4 separate regions of the Homo sapiens genome follow, and regions 2, 3 and 4 are each linked to region 1. A link is a contact called in ENCODE Hi-C or POLR2A ChIA-PET data. All regions are on one chromosome and are shown on one strand. Each heading gives the region's core, a stretch centred on a gene start or an enhancer-like site at or near the end of the contact. The rest is flanking DNA. Distances are from core to core; before and after follow the strand shown.

Evidence for each region. Hi-C counts contacts between places; a loop is a spot of excess contacts on that map. ChIA-PET counts read pairs that join two places held with the same protein, here RNA polymerase II (POLR2A). Pooled maps may share reads with other maps.
Region 2: a loop to region 1 is called in a map with no recorded cell type, with 7 times the contacts of the local background. The contact joins two enhancer-like sites. A Hi-C loop is called at or near these places in 6 of 37 single-sample maps with no recorded cell type and 4 of 50 pooled maps.
Region 3: a loop to region 1 is called in a pooled map, with 3 times the contacts of the local background. The contact joins two enhancer-like sites. A Hi-C loop is called at or near these places in 3 of 37 single-sample maps with no recorded cell type and 2 of 50 pooled maps. POLR2A ChIA-PET finds 5 or more read pairs at or near these places in 1 of 52 experiments (activated B cell).
Region 4: a map with no recorded cell type shows a loop between it and region 1 (4-fold over the local background). The contact joins two enhancer-like sites. A Hi-C loop is called at or near these places in 4 of 37 single-sample maps with no recorded cell type and 4 of 50 pooled maps. POLR2A ChIA-PET finds 5 or more read pairs at or near these places in 1 of 52 experiments (activated T-cell).

The regions. Positions count from the first base shown.
Region 1 is chr17:57,355,500-57,359,156 of GRCh38, forward strand. All of the region lies in intron 5 of MSI2 (musashi RNA binding protein 2), which reads left to right. Among named protein-coding and RNA genes, the nearest start is that of MSI2, 100 kb to the left of the region's middle. Within about 2 kb of position 1,957, at least 23 of the 41 ENCODE cell types and tissues checked have a DNase peak (open chromatin) inside an H3K27ac peak, as active enhancers do.
Region 2 is chr17:58,338,205-58,341,861 of GRCh38, forward strand. The region is part of intron 3 of TSPOAP1-AS1 (TSPOAP1, SUPT4H1 and RNF43 antisense RNA 1); the gene reads left to right. Among named protein-coding and RNA genes, the nearest start is that of MIR4736, 4.0 kb to the left of the region's middle. RefSeq lists enhancers at 1-118, 864-923, 1,054-1,163, 1,604-1,653 and a silencer at 84-378. Within about 2 kb of position 2,072, at least 4 of the 41 ENCODE cell types and tissues checked have a DNase peak (open chromatin) inside an H3K27ac peak, as active enhancers do.
Region 3 is chr17:57,938,122-57,941,778 of GRCh38, forward strand. All of the region lies in intron 1 of CUEDC1 (CUE domain containing 1), which reads right to left. Among named protein-coding and RNA genes, the nearest start is that of CUEDC1, 15 kb to the right of the region's middle. RefSeq lists enhancers at 3,171-3,230, 3,451-3,600. Within about 2 kb of position 1,775, at least 18 of the 41 ENCODE cell types and tissues checked have a DNase peak (open chromatin) inside an H3K27ac peak, as active enhancers do.
Region 4 is chr17:57,897,342-57,900,998 of GRCh38, forward strand. The region is part of intron 1 of CUEDC1 (CUE domain containing 1); the gene reads right to left. Among named protein-coding and RNA genes, the nearest start is that of CUEDC1-AS1, 13 kb to the right of the region's middle. RefSeq lists a silencer at 1,627-1,921 and enhancers at 1,853-2,524, 2,525-3,195. Within about 2 kb of position 1,964, at least 23 of the 41 ENCODE cell types and tissues checked have a DNase peak (open chromatin) inside an H3K27ac peak, as active enhancers do.

The sequences.
Region 1 (3,657 bases), core at 707-3,206:
TTTTCTGCCTCAGACCTTTCTGTTAGGGATGCGTGCCAAAACTCAAGTGGAACTGGTGTCTTTACCCTCAAAACACAGACTCCTGAATTATAATCACATGCTGATTTTCGTGGTTACCACTGATCATGACCACATGATTCTTTTGCTCTGAGGGTTGGGCCAAACCCCCTCCCTTGTTCTGGCAATGCTATTTTGAGAGGCCATGGGGGCAGGCAGGGCCTGGCGGGTTCCAGACTCTGGCTCACCTTTTAATAACTTGCTCTGTGACCCTGGATGTGCCATTTAACCTTTCTGAGACTTAGTTTCTGAGCTGGGTGCATCAACTAAGATATCCATCAAATACTTTGGAAGATGTAAAGTGGCATTTAGATGACATAGGCTATGTTTCCCAGGCTAGGACATGGGCTATGTTTCCCAGGCTAGAGTGCGATGGCACAATCTCAGCTCCCTGCAACCTCTGCCTCCCGGGTTCAAGCAATTCTCCCTGCCCCAGCCTCCCAAGTAACTGGGATTACAGGCACCCACCCCCACGCCCAGCTAATTTTTTCTGTTTTTAGTAGAGTTGGGTTTTCGCCACGTTGGCCAGGCTGGTCCCGAACTCCTGACCTCAGGTGATCTGCCCGCCTCAGCCTCCCAAAGTGCTGGGATTACAGGCTTGAGCCACCGTGCCTGGCCAGTCTTTTTTAATCTTTTGCTTAGGAAAGAGAGTGACGGGGAAAGAAAGGTTTAATTCTGGACCTTACTACCCACACATACCAGATCTCCCCTCTTTGCATAACTTCTTTTTTGGCGGGCATGTTTCTTCATTTTTATCTTCTTGATAACTTTGATGCCCTGGTTGGACTCTTAAGCAGATTATCCTTGGGTGGGGACGTCAGCAGGGAGAACCACCCCAGACTAAGACAAGTTGTGTTTTGTCTGTCAGCCAAAAGCACTCTTAGCAATCCGACATAGACATCATTTTAGATGTACAGAGAAGAAAGAACAACACAGTATTGATAAGATTTCAGCAAGATCCCCCCTCCCCCAAAGACGAAAACACACAAAACTTAATGCATTGCTCTGTAATGCCTTGGTTCCTAGTTTCCTAATTAGGCCTGTGGTTTAGCAGAGTGCACCATCTCAATACACAGATGGTTTTTATGTAAAAAAATTTTTTTCAAATGTTAATTTCCAGTGACTGATGTTTTATGCCTAAATCATTTTCCATTGTTTATATTTGATAAGAACTGTATTTGAACTGCTCCTTTATAAGTTGGAGTCTTTTGTAATGGGATTTAACTTACTGGTTTTACAGGTGTATGAAAATGTTAAGCCGTGTATTGTATTTGAGAGTTTGAAAATTCTTCGTTGCAGCTAATTTAAGAAAAAAAAAATTAAACAGGTGATTAGCAGCTGCTTTCGGTTTTGAATGTCCTCGCTTTGGGGTTTTGTGTTTGCTTATTCGTGTGCAAATTGGTGTGGTTATTTTGGACCGGTTGAGACGCTCCAACATTGCACCTCCCAGGCCAGCTGCCCAGGGCCCATTCAGTAGACCCTTCCCCGCTTCTCGGGGCTGATTTGTTCTCATCTTGTGTGCTCGAGAGCTTGCTCTCTCCTTAATGATTCAGGCCTTCCTGAGAAAACAAAGCAGCTCTGGCCCCGTTTCTCCTTGAGGACAGCCTTGTTCACTGCCACAAAGACCCTGCTTTCTCCCCAAGCAGAGGAACTGCCTCTCGGGGCAGCCAAGAACCACAGACCCAGGCGGCTGCAGCTCCTACTTCTGAACTTCTGGTCTCCCGAGTGACAGCTTCTGCATGGTCTTAAGCTCCAGGACCCCCAAGGCCACCCAGAGTCAGAGTCCACCGCCGGTGGGAAAAACAACATTAGGAAGTGGGTGGTGTGGTGTAGAAGGGGCTGCTTAGAGCTTCTGGCCTTCGGAGCTGGATCCAGCCACTTGAGCTTCATTCGGCAGCACACAGACACCTCCCCTCCCTCCTGCTCTGCCCCAGACCTTGTGCTTTCTTGGCACCGCTGGGTCGTGCCTGCTCAGACCTGGTCAGTGTGCTTGCCAGGGCGAGGAGAGCTTTGCATAGGCCGCTGCTGCTTACTTATTAACGATGACGCTGGTGGGAGCTGCGCCACCAGCTCCCTATCCAGGCCTTTGTGGTTGCATCCTGTTCACATAAAGGTGAAATCATGACCTGCCCGACTTGATTTTTCAGTTGAGGGGCTTTTGTGTATGTGTCGTTCTTGATCCAGTAAGAGGATTGTGCTTTCATTCACAAAGATTTGATCAGTAAATAGGAAGAGAAAATACTCAAGGGAGAAATGCTTAGTGTTCCGATTAATACATTAATCTTTTTTTTTGATGAGCTGAAGGTGCTCTGTTGTTTCTCTTGACTGAGTCTTTGCCCTTACCTTTGACCTTAGTGACTTGATCATCCAGCCAGGATCTCTGTACAGCCCCATCTCCTTTCTGAGGTCTTGTGGTCACACACATGCTTTCCTGCTTCTGTCTTGAATGATACTCAGTGAACCCCACAGCTTTGGGGGCTGCTATTTGAGGCACCACACTTGGCAGGCTTGGCTCCCACGGGGAGTTGCAAAGCTTGCAGTTATAGACCTTGGCAACTATTTGCCCTTAAAGAAAAGCATCAGTGAAAAGTTGAGGGCAGAGGGAAGAAGAGAAAGATCTTCGTGGGTTTTTCTGTGTGTGTGGGGGGGTGTGTGTGTGTGTGTGTGTGTGTTTATGGACAGCATTTGTACCTGTAAAACCAGAATGACTCCTTCAGGCATTTTTTCTCCTGGGTGGTTGCATTCATGGGCTGAAGCTGGCTCTTCTGAAGATTGCAATGATATTTAAGGTTAAGGGCTTGCCAGGTAACACCTTGAATGACTCAAGGCTCTGAGGCCAGGCTGCGTCCATTTGAAGGAAGGAAGCATCTTTTTCTGATTCATGCAAAGGCATCTTATGGACTAATGGTCATCCTAGAAAGTCATCACTAGTACAAGGATCTTTTGGAAAAGTGAGATTGGAGAAGGTTGAGTATGAAAGTGATGTATTAGAAAGGTGAATATGGGATGTGAGATCCTAGTCATTAGCGTTTGGAGGGGGCCTTGGAGGTTTGTTAGATCAAAGCTTTCATTGTGCAAATGAAATGGCCCAGTGAGGTTAAAAGAGGGAAGGTCACACAAATTCCATGAAAACCATAAGTACAAGGTTTGAGGAAAATAATTTTAGGACAAATAAAAGAAGTGCTGATTTTCATTGCACTTCTAACAGTTTTATAGAAGTGTCTGTACCTAAAGTGTTGTACATGTTAAAATGTAAATATGGTCAAGAAGATTGTAGGTGAAATCGAAGATGATATGTTGCTAGGGCCCAGCCCTAGCAACGTATCATCTTTTGAGGAGTGTTCCTCATACTTTGAGATTGGTTTTATAGAGGGCTGTTCCTTATACTTTGCGATTGGTTTTATAGAGGGCAACTCTGTTCACCCACAAAAGTCTCTTGATGCCATTGCTGGCCAGAACTTGGGTGGGAGAATGGGAACTGTTCAGCAGAGCAGGTGAACAGGTGGTCCTGCCATCCCAGTGGCAGGGGCCCCTTCCTTTCTCCCGCCACTCCCGGAGGAATGACCCTGCATCTTATGCACTCTCTCCGATTCCCCAAAT
Region 2 (3,657 bases), core at 822-3,321, 980 kb after region 1:
TGGAGACCCAGCCTGGAGCTGGCCTGGCCAAATAAGGGCAAATGCACTAGGGCGGGCCAATGGGGCAACAGCGGCTGGCTGCGTCATGGGGCTGCGGCTCTGGGGAGGGGGAGGTGAGAAGCCTGGGACAAAATGGGGGTGGGTGTCAGGGGTCCCGGCACCTCTTCGAGGGGTCCCAGGGTGGGTGAACACAGGAGGCATGGAAGCCCTCACCCCCAAGGAGCCTTTGTTACTAAGGTCAGTGGACCTGCAACCCCAGAGCCCCACCTGCAGGCTGGATGGGGTTCAAGGAAGAAAAAGGGAAACCTGGAGGACCCCCATGCCCCTGCCCCAGTTATGGGCCCTGGATCCCCATCTGCCATGGAGAACTGAAGGGAGGCCATAGGGACAGCAGCGTTGTGCAAGGGGAAAGGCTGAAGCACCAGTGCAGCTTCACCAGGCCACTGACTGTGGGCGAGAGATGTAATGGAAACTCAGTTTTCTCATCTGTGAAAGGGGAATAATATTGCCTCGTGGGATGGCACTGAGGGTCAAATGCAATAATAGAGGTGGCCCATTTTGAACCTGGAAATTGCCATAGGGATGTAATAGATGATTAGTGTAGAGGCACAAGGCCAAAGGCTGCTTCTTAGATTCTTGTTTCCAGGTGCTATAAACGATCCCTTTGCAAGGATATCATGTGGTTCTCAATTTTGGCCCCTGGTGTCTAGAACAAGGTAGGGGGAGGTGCCAAGGCCAGAGGGATTCCTGAATCTTAGTCCCTAAGCAAAAGCAGAAGAGACTGATGCCTGCCTGCCTCCAGCTGATTCCCCAGGGACATACCCCCCTTCATTTCTCCTGCATCTCCTCACCTTCCATGAATCCAGACCATGCCCCACCCCTCCTCCTGAGACCCCGCCCTCCATCTCCCGGCCTCTCTGGGGTGCAGGGCAGAGGAAGTGAGTCTACTCAGCTGACCAGAGAAAGTGCTGCAGCTGCCTGCACAGGGTGGGCCGACTGCTGTCTTGTTCAGTGCCTGTGATAACTCCCTTGCCTCAGGCCTCTCCAGCCCCTGCTGGGACCACTGGCCCAGGAGGAAGTCTGGGCTCTGGCTGCCACCTGCTTCCTCTCAGGAGTTCTTCTCCCTCCCAAGCATGGATTTGCATTTCCCCCTCTGCCTTCTGCTACTCAAGCCCCCAGGGATGAGGTGACAGTTAACCCCCCACTTCCTGCTAGTGGCCCCAGAGCGCTCACTTCCTTCCAGGTATTTTCCGGGATGGGGGAAGGGGTTGAAAGGGTGGTAGTTGCTGGGTTTGGAAAGGGGATGAGGGATCCATTTTGGAGAGAAACTGAGGTCCCCCTACCCTGCTGTCTGAAGCTGCTCCTTCCCTTCCCTCACGCTCACTCTGTAACACAAGAGCTCAGTTTGCAGGAAGAAGAGTGCATAGGCCGGAAGCAGCACACAGGGGCTTTCAAAATGGGCTAGGCCAGCTCTCTCTTAGAGGCCCAGGCCTCTATCCGCCATAGATAGACCCCCAAGGAAAGTTCCTTGGACTTCAAGTTCCCTATCGGGACAACATAATGTCTGCCCTCTACCCGGAAGGCAGAGGGTTGAGAATGGGGGAGTGCCAAGGCATAGAGGGGAAATGTTTTCCATCCTATTTCTCAGAGGATCTGGCATGCTGGTACCAGCAGCACAAGGCAGAGTGTTCTCTGCACTCAGTTCCCGCTTCCTGGGATCTTATGGCAGAGAAACACAGCATCTTTAGACAAGAGGTACTGAGCTAGGCAGTGTAGGACATACAAAGTAGCAGCGACCCGCTCCTGAAGTCAAGCTGACCAGTCTCTGGGGCTCAGTCCTCTCCTCTAAAAAGTGAGGGGCTGGCCTAAGTCATGACTCCCCCAGTCCTAATGTTCTGTGGTCTGCCTTCACTCCTCTGTAGACTCTGCATTTCACCTTCCCACTGGTGAAGGCCTCGAAACCCCAAGACTGAGGCAGGCAGCCATGTGCTCTTCTCCCCAGTCTAAACCTTATTGGTGCAACCTATAGCAATTTTTACCAAGTGTGGCTGTCTGTTCTCCTAGGTCAGACAAGACTGGAAGGGGGACAGCCACACATGAGCAACAGAAGTGACAGCTGACAGGTTGCTATGAATCCAAGAGGTAGAAAAAGAGTCAGTCCCGGAACCATTTCACCACATGATACAAAAATGGAGGTTTACAACAATGACTTTGAACCAAATCAGGTTAAATCACATTCAGAATCTTGTATCCAAATAGCAAGGAAGTATATAACACATTTTTAAAAATTTAAGCTAGGTGTAGTGGCACATGCCTGTAGTCCCAGCTACTTGTGAGGCTGAAGCGGGAGAATCTCTTGAGCCCAGGAATTCAAGGCCAGTCTAGGCAACATAGTGAGACCCTGTCTAAAAAAAAAGAACCACAGAAAAACAAACAAAAAAACAAAAAAAAAACCCAAACCAAACTTTATCTTATAAAAAACGAGAACATAAAGATTAAAATTTTAAAAAAACCTTGGCCAGGCACAGTGGCTCACGCATATAATCCTAGCCTTTTAGGAGGCTGAGGCCGAAGGAACACTTGAGGCCAGGAATTTGAAACCCTGTCTCTACAAAAAATACCAAAAATACCCCCAAAATGAGCTGGGTGGAGTGGTGCGCACCTGTATTGTTAGATACTCTAGGAGCTGAAGTGAGAGGATTGATTGAGCCCAGGAGCTGGAGGCTTCAGTGAGCTACAATCGTGCCACTGCGCTCCTGCCTGGGAAACAGAACAAGACCCTGTCTTTGGAAAAAAAAAAAAAAAAAAAAAGCCCTGGTGCTTGAAGGAAAATGTTTCTGTTTTGATTCAGTTTTGATGTATTTATGTATGATATATGTGGTGGAACACCTATTACCATTACCCAACAATGCTGGAAGGATGAAATTCTTGTCACACCTATCTAGAACTTACCTAGAGATAGGCAACCTTGGATAATGACAATTCCTTACATAGTTTACAACTCTCAAATTGCTTTTGCCTAAATTATTGTATTTGATTTTTTTTTTTTTTTTTTTGAGACAGGGTCTTGCTCTGTTGCCCAGGCTAGAGTGCAGTGGCACAACTGGGACTCACTGCACCCGTGACCTCCTGGGCTCAAGTGATCCTCCTGCCTCAGCCTCCCAAGTAGTTGGGACTACAGGCGTGTGCCACCACGCCCAGCTAATTTTAAAAAAATTTTTAGTAGAGACAGGGCATCGCCCTTTGCACAGGCTGATCTCAAACTTCTGAGCTCAAGCAATCCACCTGCCTCAGCCTCCCAAAATGCTGGGATTACAGGCGTGAGCCACCACACCCAGCCAAAGCAAACTTTTTATTTGAAGTATAACAGTGAACAAATCCTAAGTATATAACAATATATTTCCAGAAAGTGAACTGACCTACATAACTAGCATCAAGATCAAGATAAAAGGCCGGACGCAGTGGCTCATGCCTGTAGTCCCAGCAGTTTGGGAGGCCGAGGTGGGTGGATGGCTTGAGCCCAGGAGTTCGAGACCAGCCTGGGCAGCATGACAAAACCCCGTCTCTACCAAAATATAAAAATTAGCTGGATGTGGTGGTGGATGCCTGTAGACCCCGCTACTTGAGGCACTGAGGTGGGAGGATCAACTGAGCCCA
Region 3 (3,657 bases), core at 525-3,024, 580 kb after region 1:
TCAAGCCCAGAGTCACAGGCACACAGCCAGTTGAGACAGTCTAGGGACAAGGACTTTGGTCTAGGGACCAAAGTGCCATATCCGGCCTAACATCCTTTCTCCATTACACAGTTTCAAGTGTAGAAGCATCTGTATTTACGCAGGTGATAAATACACGTTTACTCTCTGGTTTATGATGTCATGGCCTAACGCCCTATAAACCTAGCTTAACCCCAGCAATGCCCTGTGCTGGCCCCGGCCCTGACTACTCCCTCCCATCCCTGCTCCATGGCCTTCCAACAAACAGCTCGCCTGCCTCCACCAAGACTTTTAAATTCTCCCTCACAGCGTTATAATCCTTCCCATGCCCCTTTAGGGCAGTACAATCTCCATGATTCCTAATGAGAGAGCTGGCAGCACCATACCAGAGCACACATATGCAATACCTGATAGTTCTCAGTGTTCTTACAGACATTACCCAGCCAGCTCAGCAACCCTGAACCAGCTAAACATGGACAACAGCTTTTTATTTTATTTTTAAATTTTATTTATTTATTATTTATTTATTTATTTATTTTTAAGACAGAGTTTTGCTCTTGTTGCACAGGCTGGAGTGCAGTGGCGCTATCTCAGCTCAGCGCAACCTCTGCCTCCCGGGTTCGAGCGATTCTCCTGCCTCAGCCTCCTGAGTAGCTGGGATTACAGGCATGTGCCACCACGCCCGGCTAATTTTATATTTTTGGTAGAGATGGGGTTTTTCCATGTTGGTCAGGCTGGTCTCGAACTTCTGACCTCAGGTGATCTGCCTGCCTCAGCCTCCAAAATGCTGGGATTACAGGCACGAGCCACCGTGCCCAGCCTTTTTTTTTTTTTTTTTTTTTTTTTGAAAAGGAGTCTCACTCTGTCACCCAAGCAGGAGTGCAATGGCATGATCCTGGCTCACTGCAACCTCCACCTTCTGGGTTCAAGCGATTCTCCTGCCTCAGCCTCCAGAGTAGCTGGGACTACAGGAGTGTGACACCATGCCTGGCTAATTTTTGTATTTTAGTAGAGACGGGCTTTCACCTTGTTGGCCAGGCTGATCTTGAACTCCTGACCTCAAGTGATCTGCCTGCCTTGGCCCCCCAAAGTGCTGGGATTGCAGGCATGAGCCACCATGCCCGGTCTAGCTTTTTATTTTTTTGAGACGAGATCTCAGTCTGGGTGAAGACTGGAGTGCAGTGGAACAATCCCGGCTCACCGCAGCCTTGAACTCCTGGGCTCAGGTGATCCTCCCACCTCAGCCTCCCAAGTAGCTGGGACTACAGGCACACATCACCACGCCCAGCTAATTTTTCAAATTATGTGTAGAGATGTGGGTGGGGGGAGAGGGTCTCACTATGTTGCCCAGGCTGGTCTCGAACTCCTGACCTCAAGTGATCCTCCCACCTTGGCCCCCCAGAGTGCTGACATTACAGGCGTGAACCATTTCGCCTGACCTGAACAGCTTCTGGACGTGTCTGGCCAGCTCATATCCCTCCTGTGAGGACCGCCTCTACTCCCATTCACAGGGGAAAGCTCCTACCCCCTGGTGCTGCGTGATCATGCCCTCCTGGCCCCAGCTGACTGGCCCAGTGGTAGACAGCTGATCCACACAAGCCCATCAGACTCTCTCCTCAGGAGTTCACATCAAGGCTCAGACACCATTCAGTAACTAAGGGTTACTGGAAAGTGGACGGGTGTATTTGGGAGCTGAGGGGCCATACCACCTGGTGCACATCCACAGCAGCAGCGGCGTCCTGCAGGTGCACCATGCAGACTCACTGAGAACAGCTGCGTCAGCCACCCCCACCACACCCCCACACACCCCCGGCACTTGGGAGACCAGGCACTTCCTCCTTTGAGTCTTCAATTCCCCTATGGCTTCAAATAGCTCGAGCTGGTTTCTGTTACTTGCCTTCAGTAGAGTCTGAACTGAGAGACAAGCTGGCATCACTATCCTCCCTGTACAGATGAGGAAAGAGGCTCTAGAGGTGACTAAATCAACATCATATAGTCAACATGTAATAAAGGAGCCGTTAAAAACCCTGCCATGTGACTCTTCTTCAGTGCCATCCCATGCCTCCTTCCCTGGATTAAAGGAAGTGGCAGGTATTCCATTTCTGTCAGTGTTTAAAAAAAAAAAAAAAAATGGTGGCACAGTAAGCGATTCAGCCAGAGGCACTCCAATGGACTGAAGCTGGAAACAAGAAATTCAAAATCCTCTCCTTTAGATCGGCAAAGACAGCTCTTCTCTCCTCTACATTTGCCAGCCTTCCTTGCAGTGAGGTCGGCCCCATGTGACCAGCTCTGGACAATGTGAATGGAAGTAACAGGTGTCAGTTTCCTCCATCTCTCTCCTCCCCTCCCGCAGTAACCTTGAAGGCCCTATATTCCAGATGATGTGGCTACAGATGGAGGTGCACTGCCTGACCTACAAGACTTTCCACGAGCAAAAAATAAACCTAGATGGTGTCAAGCCCCTGGGATGTCAGGATTTGATTATTCCTGCAGCATAATCCAGCCTCTCCTGACTAAAGCACAGGAATTTTTCAGCCTGGGCCCTTCAGCAGGATGCTGCATTCATTTGTTTAACATTCATCTGTTTAACAAATATTTCTGGAGCAACAGTGCCAGGTGCTGTCATGGGTATAATCAAGGGCACAGTAGTTTTTAAAAAAATACAATAACTACCCTTAGGAAGCACCCTATCTGGTGACTCATAAGCCCCACTTGGGACTAAAAGAAACAGTTCTACAGGTGCAAAGCAGAACTCCCACGCAGCCCCTGGCTAACCTGAGCCCCAGAGAAGCTAAGCTGCCAGGAGGCAAAGACAGCTTGTCCTAGTGACTCCAGGAGGGTGGCAGCCAAGAGTGAGTTCACACCAGGCTTTCACACCCAAGGCTCTACCAACTCTACTCCTGCCAGCCGTGTGGCTGTAGACAAGTGCTTCCCTTGCTCTGGGCGCAGACACATGGGAGAAGGCATCAAGGAGGAGTCATCAAGAGAGCAGGTGGCTGATGGAAAACAGAAGCCGCAAAAGACACCACTCATCTTCCCCACCCTCCTCTGCAGCCGAAATGTCTCCTCTGGGAATCATCTCCCTGTTTCATTTTAACTGGAAAAGTCCCCCATGACTGAGCTTTTCTCCCCCTATCCCACATAGCAGAGGACTGAGCAGAGAAGTCATTATTCTGTCAGGAACTGGTGTCTGGGTATAGTCTCCTTTCTTTATGCCAAAAGCTAGATAAAAGTTAGGTAGACAGGGTTGCCATATACAGTTATGCAGGCTGTTCACTACAACGTGCCCATCCAAAGGGGCAAATGGAGCTCAAATCCAGCCTACACTCTGCCTACCAAGCTGTGTGACCTACAGGAAGAGCACCTTCTTCTAATTCACCCAAAGGTGTCTGCTGTATGCCACAGAAGAACTGGAGCCAGGGCTTCTCCATAACAGCAAAGGGAAGTTACTATACTAACCTCTCTACTTTTGTAGATGTTTGACATTTTTCACAGTAAAAGGTTAAAACCAAAACCAAATAAACACCTCACCAAGTGAGTGGGTGTGTTACTTGGCCAGGTTACTTAACCCTCAGCCTCAGTTCCCACATCCAAAAAGACAATAATCGCTGGCTCCTAGGGTCAGTATAAGGACTAAAC
Region 4 (3,657 bases), core at 714-3,213, 540 kb after region 1:
ATCTTCTTAACTTCCAACCTATAGTGTCTCTAATTAAAAGTTTTTCTAGCCGGGCGCAGTGGCTCACGCCTGTAATCCCAGCACTTTCGGAGGCCGAGGCAGGTGGATCACAAGGTAGGGAGATTCAGACCATTCTGGCTAACACGGTGAAACCCCGTCTCTACTAAAAATACAAAAAATTAGCCGGGTGTGGTGGCAGGCACCTGTAGTCCCAGCTACTCGTGAGGCTGAGGCAGGAGAATGGTGTGAACCCAGGAGGCGGAGCTTGCAGTGAGCCAAGACCGTGCCACTGCACTCCAGCCTGGTCTCAATGAAAAAAAAAAAAAAAAAAAGTTTTTCTAGAATGTCTTTACTCTCTAATTAAAACAAAATTTTACAAAACCTGAATTATGGCCAGGCGCGGTAGCTCACGCCTGTAATCCCAGCACTTTGGGAGGCTGAGGCGGGTGAATCACGAGGTCAGGAGTTTGAGACCAGCCTGGCCAACATGGTGAAACCCCGACTCTACTAAAAATACAAAACTTAGCTGGGCGTGGTGGCAGGTGCCTGTAATCTCAGCGACTCAGGAGGCTGGAGCAGGAGAATCGCTTGAAACCAGGATGCAGAGGTTGCAATGAGCCGAGATTGCACCACTGCACTCCAGCCTGGGCGACAGTGCGAGACTAGGTCTAAAAAAATAAAAACTGAATTGTGGTAGAAAAAATCTTAAGAAAGCAAACCCCAGAGCCTCCAGGGCTTTAAAACCTTTTCAATCCTAAGAATCCCAACCCAATCCTTCCTGCTCTGATCATTTAGGCAGGCTTTCTTCAGTCACTGCACCCCATGGTGCACCCTCCAACCTTGGTCAGGGACTCACCTGCCTCCTGCTGGGGATGCAGGGAAGGAATGAGGGCCGAGTGGACAAAGTGCTGGCTCATAGCATAGCTGTTTCAGAGGTAGAACCACAGTGTGGAGGGCCTGTTGGGGCACAACAGGGCTGGGGGTCTGGCCAGGAAGCTGCCGGTGGAGGGGAGACCACAAGTTGTTTACTGGTGCTATGTCTGGGGTAGGAAGCCATGGAGCGAGTGGTCAGGAGTGGGGCTTTAGCCTGAGTGGTCAGGAGTTGGGCAGTCCTCTGCTTACCTCCTGATCCTGCAGCTTATGGGGCAAGCAGGATTGCTCTGAGCAATCTGTAATATGGGGATACATATACCTTCTCAGATGGCGCTCCTGCAGGGGATTGACTGTGGTGGGCATGCACAGCACCCCACAAGGGAAGCTGTCAGTCAGAGGCAGCTGTTAGTAAGACTCTATGAGCACGGGCCATTCACACCCCAAGGCCACATAGTTCCAAGGGGCTGATTCTAGAGTCTGGCCCAGGCGTCTGGCCTGGGAATCCAGCCCTGAAGGGAGTGAATGTGGAGCACAAAGGCCTCCCCACTCAGGGACCTCCAGGACCTCAGGCTGAGAGGGCTCAGGGACCCCAAGGGAGGAGCAGGGAGCTGGGCCAGCAGCCCTGTGCCCATTCCTGCCCATACCCTGCCCTCCAGCTAAGCTTCCAAGGGTAGGAGAAGTGATTGGAATAATGCAGGGTGCCCACTCCTAACCAGGGGAAGGAGGTGGCTTGAAGGGGCCTGTCCCCCAAGGGAGGGGCTCCATGGGCTCTGGGCAGCAGGAGCACAGGCAGAGTGGCCCTCTCAGAAATGCCTTCTCTGGCAGCTGAGGAATGTAGGCCCAGGACAGAGGAACAGAGGCTGGGAGGGAGGGGTGGCTGGCCCAGGGCTGAGCTTCAAAAGAGCAGGCAGCAGCTGCGGCTGGGAGGCCGCCCGCCTCAGGCAGCCGGGACACCATCAGAAATTCCACCCAGAGTGAGAAGGGCCCAGCCCAGACAGCAGATGGGATAATTTAGAGCCACTCACTGCTGGGCCAGCTGCACCCCCCCAACCACAGACTGCTCCCTCCACCCGGCCTCAGCCCCTGCTCCGCCTGTGTAGCAGCAGCGATCCCCTTGCACAGTCAGGGGCGCCCAGAGCCCAGCTGCCCAGGTCCCCTCTCCTGCCCATCCACATACCCACGTGCCCACACGTATACTCTGGAGCTGCCACGGTTAGGGAGGCAGGAGAAACCTCATGTTTTCACTTCCACATGGTGCATGTTGCCAGAGGTCAGAGAGCCCAGTGGCTGCAGCACTGGGATTCGAACCCAGATCGTGAGACTCCTGGCCAGTGCTCTCTCCTTGTATGGGCACATACAGCAGCACATGCCAGCACACAGCTCACATGCCTGCATGTGCTAACAGGCTCCCACTCACTGCCACACACACCAGCTCACTCAACCCCATTCACTTGCACAGTGCCACATGCTCCTCCCAGGCCCTCGCAGCCATAGGACACAGACAACACTTTAGGATTTTTTTTGAACCGTCCCACACAGCCCAGGCACTCAATGTACTACTCCCCTCTTCGCCCAACTCTGAAGCTATGTTTTTAAAATTACAGTCACTCTTCTATACACACTCGCTAGTGCGCACTGACAGCACCCTCAGCCCTCCCACAGCCCACCCTCCAAGCCACCCCCTTCATTAGGCTGATAGCAGGGCCAGATGAGGCCCTGGGATCCCTCTCTTCCCCCATCTGCACCCAGAATGGGTTTTACAGCATTGGTAAGGTCAGGCTGACCTGACTTGCAGCAAAACTGGCCAGAACCAGGAAGTGGCACACCCTGGCCAAGACACCAGCTTCCTGGTTCCCTGCAGGCCCAGCTCCTAGAAGGCAGTGCAGGGAAGGACCTCAGGCCAGCTGGGGCTGGTAGCCTCAGCCCCAAATCTAACAATCAGGGGAAGGGGGCAAGAGCTTTTAGGGGTCCCATAACCAGCTTCCTTTCGCCTCCCGAGGGCCTCAATCTCTACTTCTAGAAAATGGAGAGAAACAGTCCCTGTTTGGTCTGATCATTGAAATCTTCCAGGGATATAGGTGGGGGCTGGGGGAGCCGGTCAGGACCAGAGAAAGGCACCACTGTTCTAGGCACAAACCAGGATGAGCCCTCTGCAGAAACAGCCTGCTGCATCCTAGTCCCCCAGGGATGGAAGGGTCTGTACACTTTCTTTAGCTACAGAACCAGAACCCCTTTCTTCAAATGAAACCCTCAGCAGAAGTCCATTATGTAAAGGCATTAAACAGAAACCTGCCCTCATCCACCCCCAGCAATTATGCATCATCAGAGAAGCTGCCATTTACCAAGTGCTAGGCAAAGTACTTCTCGTGCATCACATCATTTAATCCTCGTGACAATGTAGTAGTGCAGGTTATTACCTTCCACCATCATCATCACCATTTTATAGATAGATACACTGAGTCGTGTGTGACCTAGAGGTTGTCCAGGACTGCGCCACATTGAAATTGCATGTACATGTCAAGTCTCCTGACATACCACTTACTTGCAATGCATTTTAAAGCCTGGGTTTAATCCCTCATGCTCTCATCTTTAAAGCTGTTTGCATCTCTGCCTGTTCTGCTCACTGCTACTGATGAGGCTTCAGGAAATGCAATGAGCTTTTCCATCAGTCTAAGAAGTCAAATGTTCTTTGCACTATAGCAGGTGTATCTCAGAGGACGGTGGCGACCACCTTCCTCAGACTCCCCTGAGGTGTTTGCTAAGAACCCATATTCTCTAACCCAC